Regions from separate parts of the Homo sapiens genome. Here region 1 is linked to region 2. Evidence: chromatin loops called from intact Hi-C (ENCODE). Cell type or tissue: pancreas. All regions are shown on one strand. Each heading gives the region's core, and the rest is flanking DNA. Links, peaks and the distances in the headings are about the cores only.

Evidence for each region. Hi-C counts contacts between places; a loop is a spot of excess contacts. Peaks named below come from ENCODE experiments on the same cell type or tissue, not always from the same donor. Only the 100,000 strongest peaks of a DNase experiment are listed, where the experiment ranks them.
Region 1: it touches region 2 in a loop (2.0-fold over the local background); 65 of 110 quality-filtered maps call a loop at or near these places.

Annotation. Positions count from the first base shown.
Region 1 is chr11:63,763,380-63,774,911 of GRCh38, forward strand. It overlaps ZFTA (zinc finger translocation associated), which reads right to left and starts at 5,396. Exons shown (of 5, transcript NM_001144936.2): 1 at 5,105-5,396; 2 at 2,428-2,925; 3 at 1,489-1,875; 4 at 659-1,219; 5 at 1-490. The coding sequence starts at 5,243. The coding sequence ends at 39. RefSeq lists silencers at 4,813-5,112, 5,333-5,382, 5,513-5,722, 5,743-6,212. In pancreas, for the core only: a CTCF peak has its summit at 5,003 (motif pointing right); DNase peaks (open chromatin) are centred at 2,452, 2,592, 5,462, 6,182 and 2 weaker places; H3K4me3 peaks cover 2,507 bases; H3K27ac peaks cover 1,631 bases.
Region 2 is chr11:63,819,943-63,831,474 of GRCh38, forward strand. It overlaps SPINDOC (spindlin interactor and repressor of chromatin binding), which reads left to right. Exons shown (of 6, transcript NM_138471.3): 6 at 6,986-7,774. The coding sequence ends at 7,197. Among named protein-coding and RNA genes, the nearest start is that of SPINDOC, 12 kb to the left of the region's middle. RefSeq lists a silencer at 11,379-11,532. In pancreas, for the core only: no CTCF peak of the experiment used is centred there; a DNase peak (open chromatin) is centred at 7,035.

The sequences.
Region 1 (11,532 bases), core at 2,445-10,444, 56 kb before region 2:
CGACCCGACCCGACCTGACCCGGGGGCCCGCTAGGCCGCTACGCCCGACACACAGCGCCAGACTTGAGGTCCGCGCCGCCGTCACGCGGCGCCGGGGCGGGCGGCCCGAAGCCCTCGTGGCCGTAGCAGCGCAGCGCCGCCTCCTCGTAGGCCTCCAGGATAGTCTGGCGCTCCTCAGGCGTGAAGTCCATGGAGAAGGGGTGCACCTGCAGGATGTGGCGCTTGATGGTGCTCACCTTGAGCGTGGCCAGCGCGCCCCCGCACACCATACACACCAGGCCGCGCCGGCTGCCGTCGTAGTCCATCAGGTACTCGCCCCGCCACCGCGGCTGGTAGTTCCGCCGCTGCTCCCGGCTGCGGGGCGGGGGCGGAGGCGGGGGAGGAGGCGGCGGCGGCAAGGCGAGTCCCCCAGGCTCCTGGCCGTCCTCTTCGTCCTCCTCTTCTTCGGCGGGCCGCTCCAAGGGAGCTCCAGGGGACAGCGGAACGTCGCCTAAGGAGGGACAAAGGACCGCATTGGCGACGGCGGGGGGCAGCGGGCTGGGCCCCGCGTCTCATCTCCAGTCACCCCATCTTTGCCCTTCTATCCCATCCTCCAGTCCCTTCTGCCCCAGCAACTGCCCGGCTCTCCCTCTCCGCCTGCTCTGGCCCCACCGCTCACCCCACTCCTCCTCCTCCTCCTCTGGCTCCTCCTCCTCGTCCCCTCCCCCCTCGTCGGAGGCTGCGGCAGTGCCGGGGGGGATGGGGCCCTGGGGGGACTCGGGGCGGGGCGGCCCCAGGGCCAGCAGGTGGGCGGCCTTCTCGCTCCACTCCCGGGCGATGAGGGCCTGGACAGGCCCGCCGAGGCGCGTGGAGCCCGGGTGGCGCCGGCGGATGTGGCGCTCGATGGTGCTCATCTTGAGCGAGGCCAGCGCGCCCCCGCACACCCCGCACACCAGGCCGCGCCGGCCGCCGTCCAACTCCATGAGGTACTCCAGCCGCCAGCGCTCCTGGGGGTGGCGGCGGTGGGCGCGGCCCCGCGGCGACCGGCCCGGGACCCCCGCCCTCTCGCCCTCGCCCTCCTCCAGCTCCTCCTCCTCCTCTGCGGGCCCGGGCCTCTCAGGGACCCAGCCAGCCTCTTCCTTTACGTCTGGGGGGCTGAGATCCTGAGAGGAGGGGGCTCCAGCAGCGGAGGCCGAGTCCCGGCTCTTTCCGGTCAGGTCCTGGGGGGCGAGGTCATCGCCTGTTGGGGAAGGGGTGAGGGAGAGGGGCTCAGCCTGCTGGCTGGGTTGCCCTTGCCCACTCAGAGGGGTCCATCCTGGCTCCTCACCCCAGCCCCAAGCTAGAGGCCCCAGTCTGTCTCTGTCTGGGGGCAGGGGGAAAGTATGTGTGTGGAGCACCAGCTCCTGGCCTTCAGCCCTCAGCCCTAAGTCCCTGCCTCCCAGTTTTGGCCACAGACCCCACTTCAGAGCCCCAGTATGAGGGGGTCTCAGCCTGGGATGGGCCTCGCACCTGGTGGGGACTGGGTGAGCTCAGACAGCGCCTCGGGCTGGCCCCCCCAGGCCTGCAGCAGGGCACTGCGCTGGGGGCCGCTGAGCCCCAGGGAGCCAGGGTGCACCTCCAGCACGTGGGCACGGATGTCGTCCAGGTGCAGGCTGGGCAGTGCCCGGCCACAGGCCATGCACACCAGCCGGTTCCCCCGCGGGTCATAGTCCATGAGACACTCGGCCCGGAACCAGTTCTGCAGGGACTCCTTCAGCCTCCTCTCCAGGCGCCGGGCCCCCAGCCCCCTGCTGCCCCCGGCCCTCCGGGAGGCTGAGAGGCGCAGACGCCGAGCCCGGGGTGCCACTGGGCCCCCTCGCCGCTGGCGCCGGCAGCCCCCACCAGCTGGGGCTTTGCCTGAAAGGGTTGGAGGGAAGGAACTGAGACGCTGGCCCCACGGGAGCATACCCACTACAGCCAGGTCTCCCACAAGCCTCTCACTCACTTGGGCCCCAGGCCTAACCTTTGCCCTTCTCTTCCTCTCTCCTGAAATCCTAACTCCCTAAACCCTCCTCTGCTAGCATTTCAAGCACCACCCACACCTCCCCCAGACTGGAATCTAGCCCTGTCCCTGGCCTTCACCGTCAGCCACACCTCTCCAGCACCCTCCCCTTCCCTCACCCACCCCAGCCAGGCCTCCCTGCTCCAAGCCTTTCCACTGCCTGTCACCCAACTTCTCTCCTTGATACTTCAAAAACCACAGAATGTACAAGCTGTCATGGACATCGGAGACCCTCTCACCCCACTGTCCTTCCCCCACCTTTGTATAATAAGGGCAATAAACAGACCCCACCCAGAGGAGGAGCAGTGCCTTGCTCAAGAACACCAGCTCCTTGGCAGAGCAGCTGGCCCACTGTGCCCCACTGGCCACCCAGGCCCCTGCCTGTACAGAATCTGCATTTGCATTACCTGGGCCCTTGGGCGGGCAAGCTGGGACACCGGCCCCCTCCTCCTCCTCCTCTTCTTCCTCCTCCTCCTCCTCCTCAGCCCCCTGGACCCCCAGGCCCTCGGCCTCTCCGCAGGCCCCCAGCCCCAGGTGTGCATCCCAGCTGTTGCTGATGACTTCCTTCTCCCGGGGACTCCAATGCAAGGAGTAGGGGTGCTTTTGGCGGATGTGGCGCTTGATGGTGCTGAGCTTGAGGGTGGCCAGGGAGCTGCCGCACACCATGCACACCATGCCGTGCCGGGCAGGGTTGAAGTCCATCAGGTACTCCAGCCGCCAGTGGTCGTGGTAGTAGCGCCGGTGGTCACGGCCAGGGATGCGGCTCTTTCCAGGCCTCGAGGCCCGGGCCTCACAGTGGTCTGAATATTTCCTGCCTGAAGATGCTGGTCCCCTGGCCCTGGAGGAGGGCAGGGGGGCACTCCCCCAGGACCCCAAGGCACCCCCTTCCAGCTGAAGATCTTGCCCTGAAGAAGGGGAAAGGGAGACAGTTTTTCAATCTCTGATTTCCAGGGAAAGAGGCGAGGGCTTTGATGGTGAGCCCTGAGAAAGGGAGCTGGGGGAGGGGGTGTTCCGGGGCAGGAAAGGGACGGCAACAGCAATAAAAGGGATGGTAGAAGTGGGAGCCAAAACATTAGCCCTTTACAAAGGGCAAGGACCCTTTAAGAGGAGATCAAGAACAAAAGGACGCAGGGCACTGTGGAAATAGCTCTGACTTTTTAAAAAATAAGGTGAGGGCCAAGGAGCCAACCAGCTCTGTAAGGTGCCCTTTCTGGACAAGAGCCGTAGGGAGAAAGCCAGGAGAGCAGCAGGCCAGGGCGGTTCCAGCTGGAGCAGAGCAGGCAGTGGGGCCAGACAAACAAAGGGGGCATCTGTCTACAGCCAGGGCTGCACACGGGACCCACCCACCTGGGGCCCCCGCCAGGAGGGCCCCACCCACAGGTCTTCTCCCTTTTTCCAGTAATGCTTCAAATATAGCTTCCTGAGACTCCCATTTTGGGGATGGGCTAGGCATTGTCAGTTCCCCAAATCTAGGCCCCCACATGGGAGGGATCCCCAAGACAAAGCTGCCAACATCTCCAGGGAAAGGAGTTTCTGAGACTGAAACTTCTCCAGATTCTGGAGGAGCCAATGACCCTGTAAAGGGATGGCAGGAGGGCCACCAGAGTGACAACTAATGACACTGCGGCAGGGAGTGGCCACCATCCACTGAAGCCCATTAAGTCTTTCTGGGGCTTTATTTGCTGCTCTGGCAGGGAGCCGGCCACTGCCCAGCAGTCAGAAGGGCGGGCACTGGAGAGGCCCCACTAACCCAATGGTGTTCCCTGTGCCAGACACCCACCCAGAGCAGTCCCCTACCCTCCCTACAGTTCCCACCCCTCTTGATTTAGAAAAATGGTCTCCTGGGCACACAGGCAGGTTCTGGTCATTCTCCCAGTGGAGAATCACAGGGTTGGGAAAACAAAAGACAGGATCAGAAAGGGCTCCTGTCACCCTTGTGGAAGTTTTTTTGTTTTAGTTTTTATTTAAGTAGATCCATAGAATCCACTGGCTTCGGAGTCATAGGCCTGGGTTCAAGTCCTGGCTTCACTGGTAACTTGCTCTGTGACCTTTGATAGGTCATGTCCGCACTCTGGGCCTGAGCTTCTTTGTCTGCAACGACACTGGCTAGCTGGCTGGTCTCTAAGCATCCTTCCAGCGCTGGATCCAGGCTAGTCTAAGGTGGATTGGCCCTTTAAGAGCCGAAAAAGGGGGAGGAGCCGAGGTTCTTTAAAAACAAAAGGGGATGGGGCGTTTCTGGGAGGGGAGAGACCGGGAGGGGAGCCTGGAGATTCGGGCAGAGTCTCCCTGGCCTGGAGGAAACCCTCAAGGGTCTTAAGGCGTGACCCTGCAGCCGGGAAATGAGTCAACAGTCTCCTTTGAGAGCGAACGAGGAGGACTGGTTGGTTCCGCTAGAGCTGACAAATTAGGGCAAAAAAAAATTCTGAAAAGAAGGGAAGGGAGAATGCACCGGCCGGAGGGGTGCCTGCCTTTGTGGGCGAACCCATCGCTTTAAAAACTGCCCGCGGTGGGAAAAGATGGTGTGGGCCCCCGGGGCGCAAGCGATGCACTTTCCTAGGGAGAATGTGGGAGAAAAGAAAAAGGGTGCATGTCTCTCACAAGGCCACGAGACGAGAGGAGCAGCCCGATTTAAAACAGCAGAGTTCGGAGCTGAGCTCAGCTCCGCTGGGGAAAAGCCCCCGAAGGGGACCCAGGGTCTGGGCGGACTTTTGAGAGAAAGCCCGATTAGGGAGACCACCTGGGAGTCTGAAAGAGAAAGGGGCGGGGGCCAAAGTCCAGCCTCGCTCCGTGGCGCCCTGCCCCGTGGGGCCCCTCGGGCCTGGCCCCCAAGGCGGGGCGCTGCGGGCGGCAGCGGGGCCCTTTAAGGGGGAGGCGAGCCGCCCGAGCCCCGCGAGCCGACCCCGGGAGCTGGGCGGGGGGCTCCCCCGCCAGCCCTGCAGCCGCGCTCCGCGCCCACCAGGTGGCGCCCCCGGCCGCCCTGCCCGCGTCCCCCGCTTTGTTCGGCGGCGGAGAGGGGCCCCGAGCCGCAGCCCTCCCTTCCCCCACGCCGGGGCCCCCGCCCGGGCCGCCGGCCCCAGCTCTTACCGCCTTCGTCTTCCTCTGGCTCCGCGCTGCCGCTCGATCCGGCGGGCGGCAGCCGTCGGCCCCGTGCCGAGGCCACTGCTGGCCCGGGGCCGCCCCTGCCGCCGCTGCTCCGGCTCCGGTGGTCCCCGCCGGGCTCCATGCGCTGCGCTGCGGAGCGGGGCCCCGGGGCGGCGGGGCGCGGGGCCGCGGGGCCGGCGGCAGCCCGCGCGGAGCGCTCGCTGCGCGGGGCCCCGGGGCGCGGGGCGCATGCACGGGGCGGCCGGCCGCACGGACGGCAGGCTGCTCGCTCGGCGGCGCGGGCTGGACCGGGGTGGGGATTCCTGTCTGGGGCCCCTGGGGCTCCTTTAAGGGCTCCTGGGTAAATTTAAAGGGGCCGCGCGCTATTTCCTCCTGCCAGCTCGCGGGGGGCTGGGGGGAAAGGCGGGAGGCAACGAGCCCAGCCGAGGCTCAGCAGCCTGCGCCCGCTCCGGACGCTAGGGGCACGGACCTCGCCGCCCCCGCGGGCCCGCACCGCCGCCTGCGGGGCTCCGGTCCCGGCTCCCAAAGGGTCACTGAGGTGGCGAGGGGCGCCCGCGTCCGCTGCGACGCGCTTCCACCCGGGCTCGGCTCGCGGCCACCGCCCCCTCGGGGCATCTCAGCGCCGGGAGCGCCCGCTGAGGAGGCCGGGGTCCCTGCCCGGGGCTGCCTCCCGCCGCGCAAGCGGGTCGCGAGCTCCGTGCGGGCCCCGGAGCGGCCGCTACTGGCAGGGGCCCCAGATGGCTGCGGCCCCGCCGAGAGGGTGGAGCCGTGGGGGCGGCCGCGCCCCCTCCCGCGGGAGCCGCCCGGGAGCGCTGAGAGCTCGGGCTTCTCATGGGAGGGGCGGACAAGCGAGGCTCCCCCGAGCCAGCCAGGGGTGGGGGCGGCGGCCGCAGTGACTCGGGCTGGGGAGAGGGGCGCACAGCAGACCCGCAGAGAGCCGGCTGCGCCGGGGCCCGACCCTGCGGGCTGGAGGTGGCCCCAGGATGGAAGCCGGGAGGAGAGGGCGTGCGCGGCGGTGACTCAGGATCCTGCCCCCGCAGGCCTGGGGGTGCCTGACGAGGCCCTTGACGCAGCCCCAGACCCCCGGCCCGGCCCTAGGAAGCGAAAAATGCTGGCCCCGGGCGGGGTGTCGGGCACCTGGGGAGGCGCGTTACCACGGCTCGGAAGCGCTGGGCGGACCCTGGCTGCGGGTCCCGGGGCGCCCCCGGTCCCCCAGCTCCGGAGAAGCGGAGCGCAGGGACCCGGAGAGGCAGCCGGGGCGCAGCAGCCTGGGGTCCTCCTGCGAGGACCGGCGGGAGGAGCAGGTGCTCGCTTTGCCTGAGGTTGGGCGCCCACAACAAAGGCGATTCCTGGAGATCCAAATTACAGGGTGCGGGAGGCCTGCAGGGTCTTCTTATCTGGAGGCGGGTTTTGTTCCCTGCACTGGCGAGTTACCCAGCTGTCGCCGATGGCAGTTCGTCCGCTTGTCACCACCTACTGTGTGCCCGCATGCTTTCAGACGCTGGACACACAGCACTGAAAAACATGGGCAAGACCGATACTGCCTGTGACTTTCCTTCTCAGAGGCACCCACAGCCTCTGAAAAGGAAACCGCTCCAGCCTTTCGGGAGCCATGGGAATTAAATTACTTGGAACACAGGAAACCTGTCCCCGAAGTGCTTATGAGGAGGGGACAAGAACTAAGATTTCTTAAGTGCCTCTGGGCTCTGTCGCCGCGGAGATGTCCCGTCTCTTCCTCAGCCCCCATGTTGACGTGCTTGAGACTCCACCTTGGGTAAACTGAGTCTCCTTTCACAGCTCTGCTCTCTTCGCGGCAGGCCCTGCGCTCAGGGGGGCGGGGGGGGGTTGCACTTCCTCTCACCCACTGGGGTCAGAGGCCCTGATGCTGATGGGTGCCACGCAGGCCCTGAGATGGGAGATTCCTTAATTCATTATGTCCCTCATCTGTGCCAGGCCCGGGAACACAAAGGGAAAGTGAGACAGAGACCTGGGCTTCACGCACTTCTAAGTAGTATGGTTTAAAAAAAAAAAAAAAAGAAAAAGAAAGAAAGAAAAGAAAGGAAAAGAAGCTAAAAGAGCCTAATGTCCTAAAATGAAAGAAGCCTGTTCTTCTGGGGCCAAGGGCCCTTGTGCTTTATTCTAGTTTAGTTGCTCACTCCACAGAGAACCAATGCTGAGGGCCAGCCCCTGTGAGACTCTGGTGTCTGTCCTGCCAGTGCTCTGTGTGTATAAAAAGGGTAATTTTATTACCAGAAGAAAGGTATCAAAGCCACCTGGAGCCACCTTCAACAACCTCTGCCCTCCCCTTCCCACCCACATTCTGCACGACCTCAGGAACGGCTGCACGCTTGACAGTTCTAAAAGTTTCCCACTCACTACTTGATCCCCGCAGCAGCCCCGTGAAGCTGGAACTTTGTTGTCGGGATGAAGAAATGGAGACTCAGAGAGTCAAGAGCCTTGCGCAAGGCCATTCATTTATTTCTGCACTTCTTTTCTTGTTCAGAAAGCAGTCATAAGTGATGAGAACAGGGCTGGGGGTGCAGAGACTTAAGAATAACATAATGCAGTGGGGGGGTACCCCCCAACCCCACTGGGGGAAGGGGAAACCAATGGCAGTGAGTCAGGGCCACATTCTCACTTTCTCAGGCCTTAGGTGCTTTTGTCTTCATGAGGTATCTTCCTCTATTTAAAAAAAAAATAAAAATTTAAATAATTCAGTAGATTTTCATGGGCCCTACGCATTTATTTTTTTGATGTGAGAAAAAAAATTGTCTTTGACCCTTACATTTTTTTCATCTAATTTTAAAATAAAACATTTTCATGAGCCCCTAAAAGTACCTTGCACTCTAGGCACCAGTGCCTCGGTGCCCTGGGTCCCTGGCACTGATTGCAGTAGAGGGTGATAAGCACCAAGGAAAAGGGAAGCCCCAGGAAGGGTCACCCAACTGGGGAAGACTTCCTAAAGAGGGCATTGTTTAAACCAAAACTAGAAAGACCAGGGTATTGCCAGAAGGAGAAAGGGAACAAGGGTTTCCTGGCAGAGGCTGGGAAAATTCTGGATGAAGGAGGGTTTCAGGTGGGAGAGGGAGAAGAGGAAATAGAAATTGGCAGGGACTAGAGCCTTAGGTGCCACATGGAGAGTCTCAGTTTGTCCTGAAGGCACTGGGAATGCTGGGAATTGTGGACAATTATGGAGGCAGCTGGGAGAACGCTGGGGAGAGGGACAGCAACAAAGACCCATGTCAAGGCAGCAGCCCCAGGGCCAATGGAGAGGAGGCAAAAGATTTGAGCAGGGCCACAGCACATCATGGTGTAAACTTCACTGCATTGAGGAGGAAGAGAAGGAAGAGGTGGTGGCAACTGGAGGATGAATACCAGCTGAGTGAGGAGGAGGAGGAGAAGGAGGAGGAGGAGGAGGAGAAGGAGGAGGAGGAGGAGGTGGCAACTGGAGGATGAATACCAGCTGAGTGAGGAGGAGGAGAAGGAGGAGGAGGAGGAGGAGGCAACTGGAGGATGAATACCAGCTGAGTGAAGAGAAGGAGGAGGAGGAGGCAACTGGAGGATGAATACCAGCTGAGTGAAGAGAAGGAGGAGGAGGAGGCAACTGGAGGATGAATACCAGCTGAGTGAAGAGAAGGAGGAGGAGGAGGAGGGGAAGAAGGAGAAGGAGGAGGGCAAGAAGGAGGAGGAGGAAGGGGAGGCGACCGGAGGATGAATACCAGCAAAGCCAGGAAAAAGGATACCTCTTCTCACCAAGGGGCTATTTCTTACCTAAGTGATATACCTAAAAGTTGCTTATGCCTGGGGCAGGGGTCAGGAGTGTTGAGGGCTAGTAGTGGTTCTAGCTTGAGCATATCAAGAAGATAGAATTACAGGACATGGTGTCTGCTTGAATGTGATGATCCGGGAAAGGCCCTGCTAACTCCCAAGTATCTGGATTGAGAGGATGGGGCTATAAAAAGAAAAGTAGATTTGGAAGTAGAAAATGAGGTTACAGGCTGGGCGCAGTGGTTCACACCTATTACAGCACTTTGGGAGGCTGAGGTGGGTGGATCACCTGAGGTTGGGAGTTCGAGACCAGCCTGACCAACATAGTGAAACCCCATCACTACTAAAAATACAAAAATTAGCTGGGCGTGGTGGCGCGGGCCTGTAATCCCAGCTACTCGGGAGGCTGAGGCAGGAGAATCACTCGAACCTGGGAGGTGGAGGTTGCAGTGAGCTGCGATTGTGCCATTAGCCTGGGCAACAAGAGTGAAACTCCGTCTCAAAAAAAAAGAAAAGAAAATGAGGTCACAACCTGAGAACTTTGGAGCCCATTTCAAACCCAGAACTCCTGATTTTTACACCTTACCTCTTCCATTCTCTAACTCAGATTCACTTAGTCCCCTGTGTGGTGTCTCCAGCCAGCCCTAGAACTTCTAAGGTTGTTGGTCCCAGCCTTCAAGGGCCAGCGTCCCCCAGTGGGGCAGCCTTCTCCTAGTGCTTCAGTGGCTCCTTGGGCAGGTCCCGTTAAAAGGAGGGCCACTGACAACAAAAACAGAGGAACTGTGAATTGTGTTCCCAAAGGAAGGTTTTTAAGGAGGTAAAACATTAACCTCCCTAGACCCAACTTTGTGACAAATTCTGGATTCTACTTTTCAGGATATCTCAGAACTAAAAAAAAACAAATCCTGGTTCTAAAAGTAGCCTTCAACATTCTCCAGAGAGCAGACCCAAACTCCTTCAAAAAACTAAGATCGGTCATATAGGCTGTAATGTTAAAGGAACTTTCTATGTAGATTGTAAATTAAATCATCCCTTGTAAAATCCCAAAGGAATTTCAAACTTAAGGATTATATCCAGGTCTAAGCCAAAACCTTGAGCTTTGAATGTGTGTGTTGAGGGGAGAGAGTGTGGAATTTTATTTAATTTAATTAATTTATTTATTTTTTTGAGATGGAGTTTTGGTCTTGTCGCTCAGGCTGGAGTTCAATGGCTCACTGCAACCTCTGCCTCCCGGGTTCAAGCGATTCTCCCGCCTCAGCCTCCCGAGTAGCTGGGATTACAGGCGCCCGCTACCACACCCAGCTAATTTTTGTATTTTTAGTAGAGACGGGGTTTCACCATGTTGGCCAGGCTGGTCTCGAACTCCTGACTTCAGGTGATCTGCCCTCCTTGGCCCCCCAAAGTGCTGGGATTACAGGCGTGAGCAACCGCGCCTGGCCTAATTTTTGTATTTTTAATAGAGACGGGGTTTCACCATCTTGGCCAGGCTGATATTGAATTCCTGACCTCGTGATCCACCTGTCTTGGCCTCCCAAAGTGCTGGAATTACAGGCGTGAGCCACTGCCCCTGACCTAATGTTTGTATTTTTGCAGACATGAGGTGTCACCATGTTGCCCATGCTGGTCTCAAATTCCTGAGCTCAGGCGATCCTCCCACCTCGACCTCCCAAAGTTCTGGGATTACAAGCATGAGCCACTACGCCCGGCTTCTTTCTTTTTAAAATTGTAAGAACACTTAACATGAAATCTATCCTCTAAACAAGCTTTTAAATGTACAGTGCACTATTGTTGACCATAGGCACTAGGTTCTACAGCAGATCTCTACAGCCTATTCATCTTATTTAACTAAAACTTTATGCTCATTGGCCAGGCGCAGTAGATCACGCCCATAATCCCAGCACTTTGGGAGGCTAAAAAGGGCGGATCAACTGAGATCAGGAGTTTGAGACGAGGCTGACCAACATGGTGAAACCCCCATCTCTACTAAAAATACAAAAATTAGCCAGGCATGGTGGCACACGCCTGTAGTCCCAGCTACCCAGGAAGCTGAGGCAGGAGAATTGCTTGAACCCGGGAGGCAGAGGTTACAGTGAGCCAAGATTGTGCCACTGCACTCCAGCCTAGGTAACAGAATGAGACTCCGTCTCAAAAAAAAAAAAAAAACTAGGCCGGGCGCAGTGGCTCACGCCTGTAATCCCAGCATTTTGGGAGGCCGAGGTGGGCGGATCACAAGGTCAGGAGATCGAGACCATCCTGGCTAACATGATGAAACCCCATCTCTACTAAAAATACAAAAAATTAGCTGGGCGTGGTGGCGGGCGCCTGTAGTCCCAGCTACTCGGGAGGCTGAGGCAGGAGAATGGCGTGAACCTGGGAGGCAGAGCTTGCAGTGAGCCGAGATCGTGCCACTGCACTCCAGCCTGGGCGACAGAGCCAGACTCCATCTCAAAAACAAAAAAAACTCTATGCTCATTGATTAGTAACCCCTCTTTCCTCCTTTCCCCAGCTCCTATCAACCACCCTTCCACAGTTTGATTCTATGAATTTGAATTTTTAAAAAAATTTTTTTTTAGATTCAGGATCTTGCTGTGTTATCCAGGCTGGAGTGCCATGGCACAATCATAGCTCTCTGTAACCTCGAA
Region 2 (11,532 bases), core at 2,152-10,151:
GAGCTGAGGCCCAGATGGGGCCACTCAGCAATTCAGTTAGGTGTCCAGAGAATAGATAAGATGAGCAGTGGACAGACACCTCCAGGGGACACCAGCTCAGTAAATTGCCTCATAACAGCAGTAAGTGCTTGTGTTGTTTGGGCTCCTACTGAGTTTAAGAAGCTTACATACAAGGCAAGTCGTGGTGGCTCACGCCTGTAATCCCAGCACTTTGGCAGGCTGAGGCGGGCAGATCACCTGAGGTCGGGAGTTTGAGACCAACCTGGCCGATATGGCGAAACCTCATCTCTACTAAAAATATAAAAATTAGCCAGGTGTGGTGGCAGGCGCCTGTAATCCCAGCTACTTGGGAGGCTGAGGCAGGAGAATTGCTTGAACCTGGGAGGTGGAAGTTGCAGTGAGCCGAGATTGCGCCACTGCACTCCAGCCTGGGCAACAGAGTGAAACTCTGTCTCCAAAAAAAAAAAAAAAAAAGAAGCTTACATACAGTTTATTTGGCCCTTACAAAAATAACTTGTATAGAAGGGCAGATGTCCATTCCTTTTTCCAAAAGGGAAAACCATTTCTCAAAGAAATGGTTCCTTCTTCCCCATGGTCCTTATGTCAGTTTCCTATTTGCTGCTGTAACAAATCACACAAATCTAATGGCTTAAAACAACACACATCGGGCCGGGCGCGGTGGCTCACGCCTGTAATCCCAGCACTTTGGGAGGCTGAGACGGGCGGATCACGAGGTCAGGAGATCGAGACCATCCTGGCTAACACGGTGAAACCCCGTCTCTACTAAAAATACAAAAATTAGCCGGGCATGGTGGCGCACGCCTGTAGTCCCAGCTACACGGGAGGCTGAGGCAGGAGAATGGCGTGAACCCGGGAGGCGGAGCTTGCAGTGAGTCGAGATCGCGCCACTGCACTCCAGCCTGGGCGACAGAGCGAAACTCCGTCTCAAAAAAAAAAAAAAAAAACAACACACATCGCTTGTGCCTGTAGTCCCAGCCACTTGGGAGGCTGAGACAGGAGGATTGTTTCAGCCCAGGAGTTCAAGGCTGCAATGAGCTATGATCACACCACTGCACTCCAGCCTGGACGACAGAACGAGACCCTCTCTAAAAACAAAACAAAACCCAAATTTATTATTTTACAGTTCTGGAGGTCAGAGGTCCAAAATGGGTCTCACTGAGCTAAAATCAAGCTGTTGGCAGGGCTGTGTTCCTTCCTGGAAGCTCTAGGGGAAAATCTATTTTCTTGACTTGCCCAGCTCCTAGAGGCTGCCTGCATTTCTTGGCTTGTGGCCTCCTTCCATCTTCAAAGCCAGCAGTGGCTAGTAGAGTCTTTCTCAGATACTGTCCTGGGTTCCGGCTCATCTGCCTCTTCCCCATTCAAGGACCCTCATGATTATATTGGGCTACTCAGTCCAGGATAATCTCTTTTTGAGTCCGCTGATGAGCAACCTTAATTTCATCTGTAACCTTCATTCCCCTTTGCCATGTAACAAAACATTCACGGGTTCCAGGGATTAGGGTGAGGGGCATCATTCTGCCAACCACACATGACCCAGCAGACAGAATTAGGATGAGACTGGAATGTAGTCCAGCAGGGCAGAGACCAAGCCTAGTCCTCTGTTCACCTCTCCATGCCAAGCATAGTTTACAGGCGCTCAGGAAATGCTTCTTGAAGAAGTGAATAGGTAGGAGTGCACGTCTCCTTGTACCAACTTGTCTGAAATGTGTGTTTGAAACTAGAGCCATAGAATGATGGCCAACGAGGTGGCTGGAGGCTCTCCTGAGAGTAGGGCTCTCAAAAAGCAGGTGTGCTTTTGTTTTTGTTTTTTGAGACAGAGTCCCTGCCCAGGCTGGAGTACCATGGCGCCATCATAGCTCACTGCAACCTCAAACTCCCAGGCTCAAGCAGTCCTCCTGCCACAGCCTCCTGAGTAGCTGGGACCACAGGTGTGCATCTCCACACCAGGCTAATTCTTAAATTTTTTGTAGAGACAGGTTTTCACTGTGTTGCCCAAGCTAGTCTCCAACTCCTGGGTGCAAGCAGTCCTCCCACCTGGGCCTCCCAAAGTTCTGGGATGACAGGTGTGCTTTTTTGCATAAAGAAAAAAGCCTTGGCTAGGCACAGTGGCTCACAGACCTGTCATTCCCAGCACTTTAGGATGCCAAAGTGGGAAGATTGCCTGAGGCTAGGTGTTCGAGACCAACCTGAGCAACATAAGGAGACTCCATCTCTAGAAAAATTTTTTAAATTAACTGGGCATGTTGGTGTGCACCTCTAGTCCCTACTAAGACTAGAGGCTAAGGCAAGAGGATCACTTGAGCCCAAGAATTTGAGGTTGCAGTAAATTCTGATTGTACTCCAATCAGATTGTACTACTGTACTCCAGCCTGGGCAACTGAGCTAGACTGTCTAAAAAAAAAAAAAAAAAAAAAAAAGAAACAAAGAAAAAAGGCAGCGTATTATGTACTCCTTTAGTCACACTCCACTCACCCCTCACAAAGTTTTTCTTTGTGTTCACTGCTATACCACTCTTAATTTGGTTTGTATCCTTCAGAGAGAGCTCTCTGTGTGTTTGCGTGTGTGTGTAGTTGCTTTTGTTTATTTGCCTAAATTTGAGCCCCCCGTTTTCTGATCTCGAGGCAGGCCTCACCCCTTCACGTAGATCACAGTTTTAACTGTCTCAAGTTTCAGCTTGAGTCACATTCCAGTCCTGGCTCCCTGAGACCGAGTGTGCTGCTTGGACTTGAGCGTGTCCCGAGTCTCCTGGTCCTCTCCGGTGGATCCCTGCTCTAAATGGCTGACCTCTTCCACTGTCTAATGGGTCTTCTGATTTCATTCTCGAAAGGGAGCCCTCATTTCAAGTCCTGGGGTACCCTGTGCGCAAACTCCATCTATCTGGAGTGGTGAGTAGATGAGAAGAGAATCCCTGAGATTCTAGGTTTCTTTGGGGTGAGTGGGCAAAGTCTGAGAGGAAGGGGCTTCAGCAGGCTGCTTGAGTGATCTGAGGGGGCGGAGGCAATTGTAGGGTGTTGTCAGCAGTGGCAGCCTTCGTGGAGGTTGGAGATGCCTGGGAAACCATAGAGGATACCTCACTGGTACACAAGTGTTCCTGGAGCCTGTGCCCGAGGGAGGCACCCTGGGAGATGGCATGAGTGAGACAGCCTTTGTCCCCCAAAATTCTGTGTCCAGGTATATAGGCTGGAGGCAGTAAATCTTTAAAAACCAGGGGCCCCCGTGGCGGTTCTTTGCGGAGCAGAGGCTCTGGACCTGTGGTTTCAGACGATCTCACGAACCCAAAGCTTGGACAGATTTCTCAGAAACCTGTGAGGCTTCGACCAAAATGTCTCTACTTTCTGTGTTGTTATGTACGTATTGAAGTTCTCTGAAGACTTTATTTAAATAAAGATCCTGCCACTTTAAAAAAAATTAGAGGTGTAAAAATCGTGGATTTAACAGTTGGAAAAGGCCACCTGTGGTCAGGTTAGCTGAGCTGATGAATGTGAATGTGAGGTAGTCCAGGAAGACTCTAGAACCTTCTGAGGACCTTGCCAGAGGAGGATGGGGAGAGTGTGCAGGCCAGGAGAGGAGGTGGGCCACAATGACCCACTGACAAGTAATGGAAAGAGGAGCCTCTCTGTCTTGCTGGTGTTTTTCTTTTTTTTATTTTGGAGATGGAGTCTCGCTCTGTCGCCCAGGCTGGAGTGCAGTGGCGTGATCTTGGCTCACTGCAAGCTCCGCCTCCTCCCAGGTTCACACCATTCTTCTGCCTCAGCCTCCCAAGGAGCTGGGACTACAGGCGCCCACCACCACACCTGGCTAATTTTTTGTATTTTTAGTAGAGACGGGGTTTCACTGTGTTAGCCAGGATGGTCTCGATCTCCTGACCTCGTGATCTGCCCGCCTCAACCTCCCAAAATGCTGGGATTACAGGCGTGAGCCACTGCACCTGGCCTGTTTTTCTTTTTCTTTTTTTTTTTTGGAGATGGAGTTTTGCTCTTGTCGCCCAGGCTGGAGTGCAGTGGTGCAATCTTGGCTCACTGCAACCTCCGCCTCCCAAGTTCAAGCGATTCTCCTTCCTCAGCCTCCTGAGTAGCTGGGATTACAGGCGTGCGCCACCACGCCTGGCTAATTTTTTTGTATTATTAGTAGAGATGGCGTCTCACCCTATTGGCCAGGCTAGTCTCAAACTCCTGACCTCGGGTGATCCGCCCACCTCGGCCTCCCAAAGTGCTGGGATTACAGGCATGAGCCACTGCACCTGGCCGGTCCTTCTCTTTATGATCTCGTGGTTACGGTGGGCTGATCACTCACTCCTTCCTGGAGACAACTTTCTTCCCTTGGCTTTTCAGGCAGCTGCTCGCCTGGTGTTCCTCTTCCCTCACTAACTGTTCCTTCTCAGTTTCTCTTGCCGCTCACTCTCAGCTCCCAGAGTTGGAACACGTCGTATCATTGTCTGCCTTTCCCTTTCTAGAATGTAAGGGCCTGCAGGTTAGGGTGTTTGCGTCCTGCACTATAATATCTGCGGTAACCAGAACAGTGCCTGGCACAGCGTAGGCCCGGCTTATGTGTTTGGTGAATGAGTACGTGCTTAAGTATCCGCAGCCGTGGGTCAGTGTCGGTACTCGCTCCCTGGGAGATCTCATCCAGGTTCACAGCTTTCAATGACATGTGTGTGCTCATAATGCCCACCTTGGCTGCTCCTTCCTGGTTCCATCCTCTTTTCCAGTTGCCCAGGTGGCGTCTCTACATGGGTGTCTAAAAGATCTCAAACATTGTGCCACCGCACTCCAGCCTGGCGACAGAGCGAGACTCCATCTCAAAAAAAAAAAAAAATCTCAAACTCGCCACATTGAAACTGAACCCCCAGTCTCACCAATGCACCCTACCCCTAGACTCCACAATCTTCCCTTTCCCAGTGAACAGGCAGCCCCAGGCTTCAGTTTGCTGTGACCACACCCACACAGTCATCCTCTTCTTTCTCCAGCCCAGCATCTGTCCAGCAGCCGATCCTCCAAAACAAGTTCAGAGCTCACACTGCTGTCACCACATCCACTGCTGCTACCCTAGTCAGGGCCGGCTCTCGCCTGGTTCCTGTAACAAACCTAAGCCAGGTCTCCTGGCTGCTGAGCTTTGCCCGCTATGCTCTGCTCTCCTGTAGCAGCCAGAGTGTCCCTGCTGAGAACACAAGTCAGATCCAGTCACTCCTCTACTCATGGCCTTTCTGTGCTGCTCCTGTTGCACTCCAGATAAAAGCCAGAGCCTTCATGGTGACTAGTGAGCTCCCCACAGGCTCCTGACCTCTCCCCCCACATCCCGCTCCCCGCACAGGCACTGGCCTTGCTGTTCCTGGGGAAGCCAGCGTGCTCCACCAGGGCATCCACATTTGCTCCTCCCTCTGCTCAAAATGCTGTTCCCTCCCTGTCTGCCTCACTGGCTCCTCACTCCCTCTGTGTCTGTGGTCCCCTGTCAGCTTTCTGCTATCCTATTATCCTATCTCCTTTCCCTGGTGTACTTTGCTACTTTGCATCTGTCCATATATAACATACTGCATTTTTTATTTGTTTATCCTATTTATTAGCTCTGATAAATAGAATGTGAAGTCCCAGAAGGCCACTTAGGGAGCTCCATTCACCGCTGTACCCCTAGCAATCCAAACGGCATTGGGCATATAGTACTCAATAAATTATTGTCAAATTAATGAACAAATGGGGTTCAGTGTTCCTTCAGGGAGCCTATAGTTTATCAGGGAGACAAACTGTGTTCTGGGAACACAGAATAGCATTTGGTAGGTGATAAAAATGGGGTGGCAGCCACTAAGTCATTTTAAATTCCAGCACATCGCACAGCAAAATTGTACCTGTTTTCTGTGCCACATTTTAAATAATCGTGTCTCTAAAAACAGGGTAGAAAAGGAACACACACAAATAAATCCTTCCCAATATAGACAGTGCAGTAGTTGAAATCACCATCTTCTGTTTTTGCCTTTCAATGTAATGTAACTTTTTTTTTTTTTGAGACAGTCTCACTCTATTGCCCAGGCTGGAGTGCAGTGGCGTGATCTTGGCTCACTGCAACCTCCACCTCCCAGGTTCACGCGACTCTCCCGCCTCAGCCTCCTGAGTAGCTGGGATTAGAGGGGTGCACCACTATGCCTGCCTAATTTCTTTGTATTTTAGTAAAGGGGTTCTCCATGTTAGCCAGGCTGGTCTCAAACTCCTGACCTCAAGTGATCTGCTCACCCTGGCCTCCCAAAGTGCTGGGATTACAGGCATGAGCCATCATGCCCAGCCCTAATGTAACGTAACCTTTGCACACGTCCCTGTTGCGTGCTCGTTTTTTATGGCTGCACGCAGCCACGGCAGTCCTCAGTCCTCTTTCCTCTGCCTCGAGGCCCAGCTTTGCCCATTATGAGTGCCTTCTCCATACTGGTAAGGTGGACACCTGGTCTTGGTGATGTAGGTGTTGACACTCAGGAGATAAAGAGCCTGGTGGAAGTTCGCCAGGGGTCTTTTCTGTCCCCCACGTAGTCCCTCATGAGCTCCTTGGTGGGCACAGCTATGCCTTAGACTGCTTCTGGGTGTTCCCACCCCATCACCTCTGCCCCACTCAGGCAGAACCCGTTAGGCTAGGATGCCCAGTAAGTTTGAGATAAAATGGAGTTGGCTGCAGGTAGGAGTTACAGGAAGAGGCACGAGCACCAGGCGTCCCTGTGCCAAAATACACACAGGAGGAAGGCTGCCTGGCTTCAGCTGGCTTGTCCCTAGGGAGGCTGTGCGCCTCATTTTCTAGCTGGCAGCAGTCCTCGATCACCCAGGAGTGGAGCTCCCTGCCATCCTTGGGCTTCCCCTCATGCCAGGCACTGGGCTGTGGACATAATGAAAGCCCTGGAAATGTGGGTACAGTTTGCGGAGCTTCCAGGGGGCATCCTCGTGGTGGGGTGTCTGGGGGGCTCTGACTGCTCTCTGCTCTCATCCCTGCCCAGCTCCCCCTCCGGGGCTCCGCGGGACACTGGATCTCCAGGTTATCCGCGTGCGGATGGAGGAGCCCCCAGCGGTCAGCCTCCTGCAAGACTGGTCCAGGCACCCCCAGGGCACCAAGCGTGTGGGAGCAGGTGACACCTCAGACTGGCCCACAGTTCTGTCAGAATCCAGCACCACTGTGGCAGGGAAGCCGGAAAAAGGGAATGGAGTGTAAATTCTTGCTTTCCTGGGGAGGGAGGGAGGGATGAGGCAGCGTCCCCCAGTGGCTTATAACTCAGAGCTGCCTGGCTCACCCACCTGGTGGAGAGAGTAGAAACAGGTGCCAGGGCAGGAGGGGGCTGGGGCAGCATCCACTGTTATTTCGGGGCACTGGAAAGTGTCTGTTCCTGGCCAGGCCTGAGGTCGGCGAGGGTGGCTGAGGCTGTTGTGCAGTAGGGCACTGGGCCTGTGGAGAACACCTACCCCAGTCCTTCGCTGACCCCCACCTCTGTTTGTCCCCCATGACCTCCTCCCACCCTCCCCCTGCTCCCCACCATTCTCCCTTGGCACAGTGCCTTACACAAGAGTGGTCATAAGGGGGTTTGAACTGAGTCCCACTACCTCGGGGGACACCTCTCCTCCCCACTTGTTCAGGCTTCTAAACCAGGAGGCCTCCATTACCTCTTCCTGTCCCACCCCTGCAGAGGCCTGAAGCTGGGCCTGGGCACCCCATTCACTCCCGTTCTCATTTACATCTGTTTTCCTGTTGTATATATCACCTTTGTTGACAATAAATTATTTTTTTTTATTAAGAGTTCCGTCTGGGCCATCATTGGGGGAGAGGGTTTGCTAGCAGGATACCTGGCCACCTAGAGCAACCCTGAGGGGCAGGAGGGTTGGAAGATGGTCCTGGGGGGAGCCAGGGAGCCACCTCTCCTGAAGGTGGGACAGCACCAGGGCAGGCCTCTGTGGAGCCCAGGAACGAGGGCTGACTTGTGCTATCAGTCACCTGTGGGCGTCTCACCCCCTCCCTTCCTCTCTGCTCTGGAAAGGGGGTCAGAAACAATTTTCTTTAACATTGTACCTTCTGGCTCACCTGGTAGGCCTCTGCCCAAAAGAGGTCACTGTAGAAGCCCAGGGGTGCTCACAACCAGGGAGCTGGGAATTAGCCTGAGCTTGCTTGCTTGCTTGCTTGCTTTTTCTTTTCTTCTTTTTTTTTTTTTTTTTTTTTTTTTGAGACAGAGTTTCATTCTTGCTGCCCAGGCTGGAGTGCAGTGGCGCGATCTCGGCTCACTGCAACCTCCACCTCCTGGGTTCAAGTGATTCTCCTGCCTCAGCCTCCCTAGTAGCTGGGATTACAGGCACCCACCACCATGCCCATGCCCAGCTAATTTTTTGTATTTTTAGTAGAGACAGAGTTTCACTATGATGGTCAGGCTGGCCTCGAACTCCTGACCTCGGGCGACCCACCTGCCTCAGCCTCCCAAAGTGCTGGGATTACAGGCGTGAGCCACCACGCCCGGCTTATCCTGAGCTTTCTAAAGTGAAATGGCGGTAACCAGCTTGCAGGTAGAAAGATGCCTCTCCTCCCTTTCCGTATGATGGTGAGGGGCACAGGGGTCCTAAACTCAGCCCCGCCTTTTCCAGCCCTACAGGCCTGCACCCTCAGCTGTCCACCTTCATCCCCCCCAACCCTTGGCTTAATTAAACCCAAACACTTGCTGGTTTCCCCTATTCCCTGGATCATGAGGAGGCCACTTTTGGTCTCTTCACCGGATTCCTTACCTTCCTAAACTAAACCAACAGGGGCCAGATCTGTGCGTGGTTTTCCCTTTGGTGAGATGGAGCACACAGGCAGCCCCTTCTCAAACCCCAGCTGTACTGTCCTGTTTAGAGCCCATGGCAGGTGTGGTAAGCAGGACTGTATACCTCTGCACATGCTGACAAATGTGCACATAGGAGAAGTGGGGGCACAGGTGGGACTTGGAGGGCAGCTATTCCTGTAGGACGCTGACATTGGCACATTTTTTTTTTTTTTTTTGAGTTGGAGTCTTGCTCTGTCACCCAGGCTGCGATCTTGGCTCACTGCAACCTCTGCTTCCCAGGTTCAAGCGATTCTCCTGCCTCAGCCTCCCGAGTAGCTGGGATTACAGGCGTGCACCACCATGCCTGGCTAATTTTTGTATTTTTTGGTAGAGATGGGGTTTTCGTCATGTTGGCCAGGCTGGTCTCAAACTCCTGACCTCAGGTGATCCACCCACCTCGACCTCGCAAAGTGCTGGGATTACAGGCGTGAGCCACTGTGCCCGGCCAACACTGCCAGATTTTGAGACTAACCAGGAAGTTCATCTCGGGCAGGCAGGGTCTGGGCCTGGGCAGCGTGTGCTGTGTGCTCACCTGATGGGGTGTCACCATGTGCCAAGCCAGGTATGAGGGATCTCACGACTTGGTGGGCTCCTGGGACATGATCCCTTCTCCCCATCTGATAAGCTCAGGAGGAGCCTAGAAATATACAGGGTCTTTGTCTAGGGGACATTAAAAGACAGGTGTGGTGGACAGAAGGCAGTGGCCAAGGCTTCAGGATGCCTTGTATCTAGTGTGGCTCCCCCACTGCATGATGGCAGGCAGGCAGGCCGGCCACGGAACTCCCATGTCTCAAACACCATTATCCACAGATTGGCAAAACTTGTATCCTACCTGATAGGAGGGAATAAATAATGCTAAAAATCTGGTTCTGCAAGCACAAATACTGCAAATGGTTTTCTCTCATCCTTTCAATCCTGTGACTTGTGTTTACATTTATGCCAATGTGCTTTTAAAACAACATGGCTGTGTTGCTGGGTGTTTACACTTGAGAAAACGTATGTAAAAGTTTGTTGTAAAATTGTGAAGCCAAATGCCCCTTTGCTGTTCTATGATTAATGGCTTGGCCTTCTAGACTGTGAGCTCCTGGGCAGGGACCAGGTTGTATTGACTTTGTTTTCCAAGTGTCCTGCCTGGGGCCTGGCACATAGTAGGTGCTCAATAAATGTTTCTCGAGTGCCCTCTGAGTGTGTATTCCTGTGTGACATTTTTCTAGTGCATGTTGGTCCCTGGAGTGTGGTTCTCAGCACAGGGTGGTTGCTACAGTGACTGTGCAGGGTGGGAACTTCATCCCCACATTGTGGCCAATAGGGGTCTCCCCAGCCTCAGCCAGGGCCCTGGGGACTATGTGAGTGTGTGTGGCCAGCAGCTGTGTGTGGCACCTCTGGGCTTCCAGGAAAGAGTTGGAGAAAGTGGGGCTGAGGATATGACTCCAGCCCAGGCTGGAAGGACCTTACTGACGGATTGCCCAGGGCTTTCCTACTCCACACCGGCTTGGAGTCCGTGACGCTGGTCCTGCATCCTGGTGCAACACCAGGGAAGCTCTGCACGAATGTCGGTGACTCTCAGGGCTGGTGGTGGCACCTTCATCCATGTGGTGCTGTGGCCCAACCATGTGTTTGGTTGAAGAAGTTGGGGAAGAGGGTGCCGCTGCCCCTGACTGCTGAGCCACACACCCATTTCCTGACTTCCCAGACCTCCTTGGCTCTCTGAAGCCAGCCACCTCCTGCCCTCCCAGCTGCCTTCCATGGGATCCAGGTGTGGGAGATCTTTTTGGATACCTAACAAGGAAAAACTTTCTACATTCCCAGTACTTCTGACACCAATGTTAGTGGGGAGGGGGGCGCCCACATCAATTCTCCGACTCTCCAGACACCAGCCAGCTGTTCTAAAATTCAGTTCTGACACTCACTACCCAGAGTTAGCACGGTCCCTGCAGGTGAAGGGCTCAGTCCCAGCAGACTGCCCCTGCTTCAGATACCAGTTCTAGGTCCCAGCTTGTCACCTGTACTTCTGACCAGCCCAAATTTGGAAGTTCCCACAACCCCCTCCTCAGTTTTGATAATTTGCTGTAATGGCTCACAAAAATCACAGAAACAGGCCGGGCGCGGTGACTTACGCCTGTAATCCCAGCACTGTGGGAGGCCGAGGCGGGTGGATCAACTGAGATCAGGAGTTCGAGACCAGCCTGGCCAACATGGCAAAACCCCGTCTCTACTGAAAATACAACAATTAGCTGGGCGTGGTTGCGGGTACCTGTAATCCCAGCTACTCTAGAAGCTGAGGCAGGAGAATCACTTCAAGTCAGGAGGTGGAAGTTGCAGTGAGCAGAGATCACGCCATTGCCCTCCAACCTGGGTGACAGAATGAGACCCTGTCAAAAAAAAAAAAAAATTAGGGAAACATTTACTTACATTTACTTGTTTATAAAGGATGTTACATAGGATATAAACAAACAGGTGATGAGGTACTGAGGGCGAGGTTCAGAAGGGTTCCAAGCACAGGAGCTTCTGTCCTAGTGGAGTTGGAGTGAGCCACCCTCCTGGCATGTGGATGGGGTGCTGTCCCTGACCTGGAACCTCCCAAACCCCATTATTTAGGGTTTTTATAGAGGCTTCATTAGGCACGATTGATTAAATCATTGGCCACTGGTGATTGGCTCAATCTCCAGCCCCTCTTCCCTCCCCAAGGTCTTGGGTAGGGATGA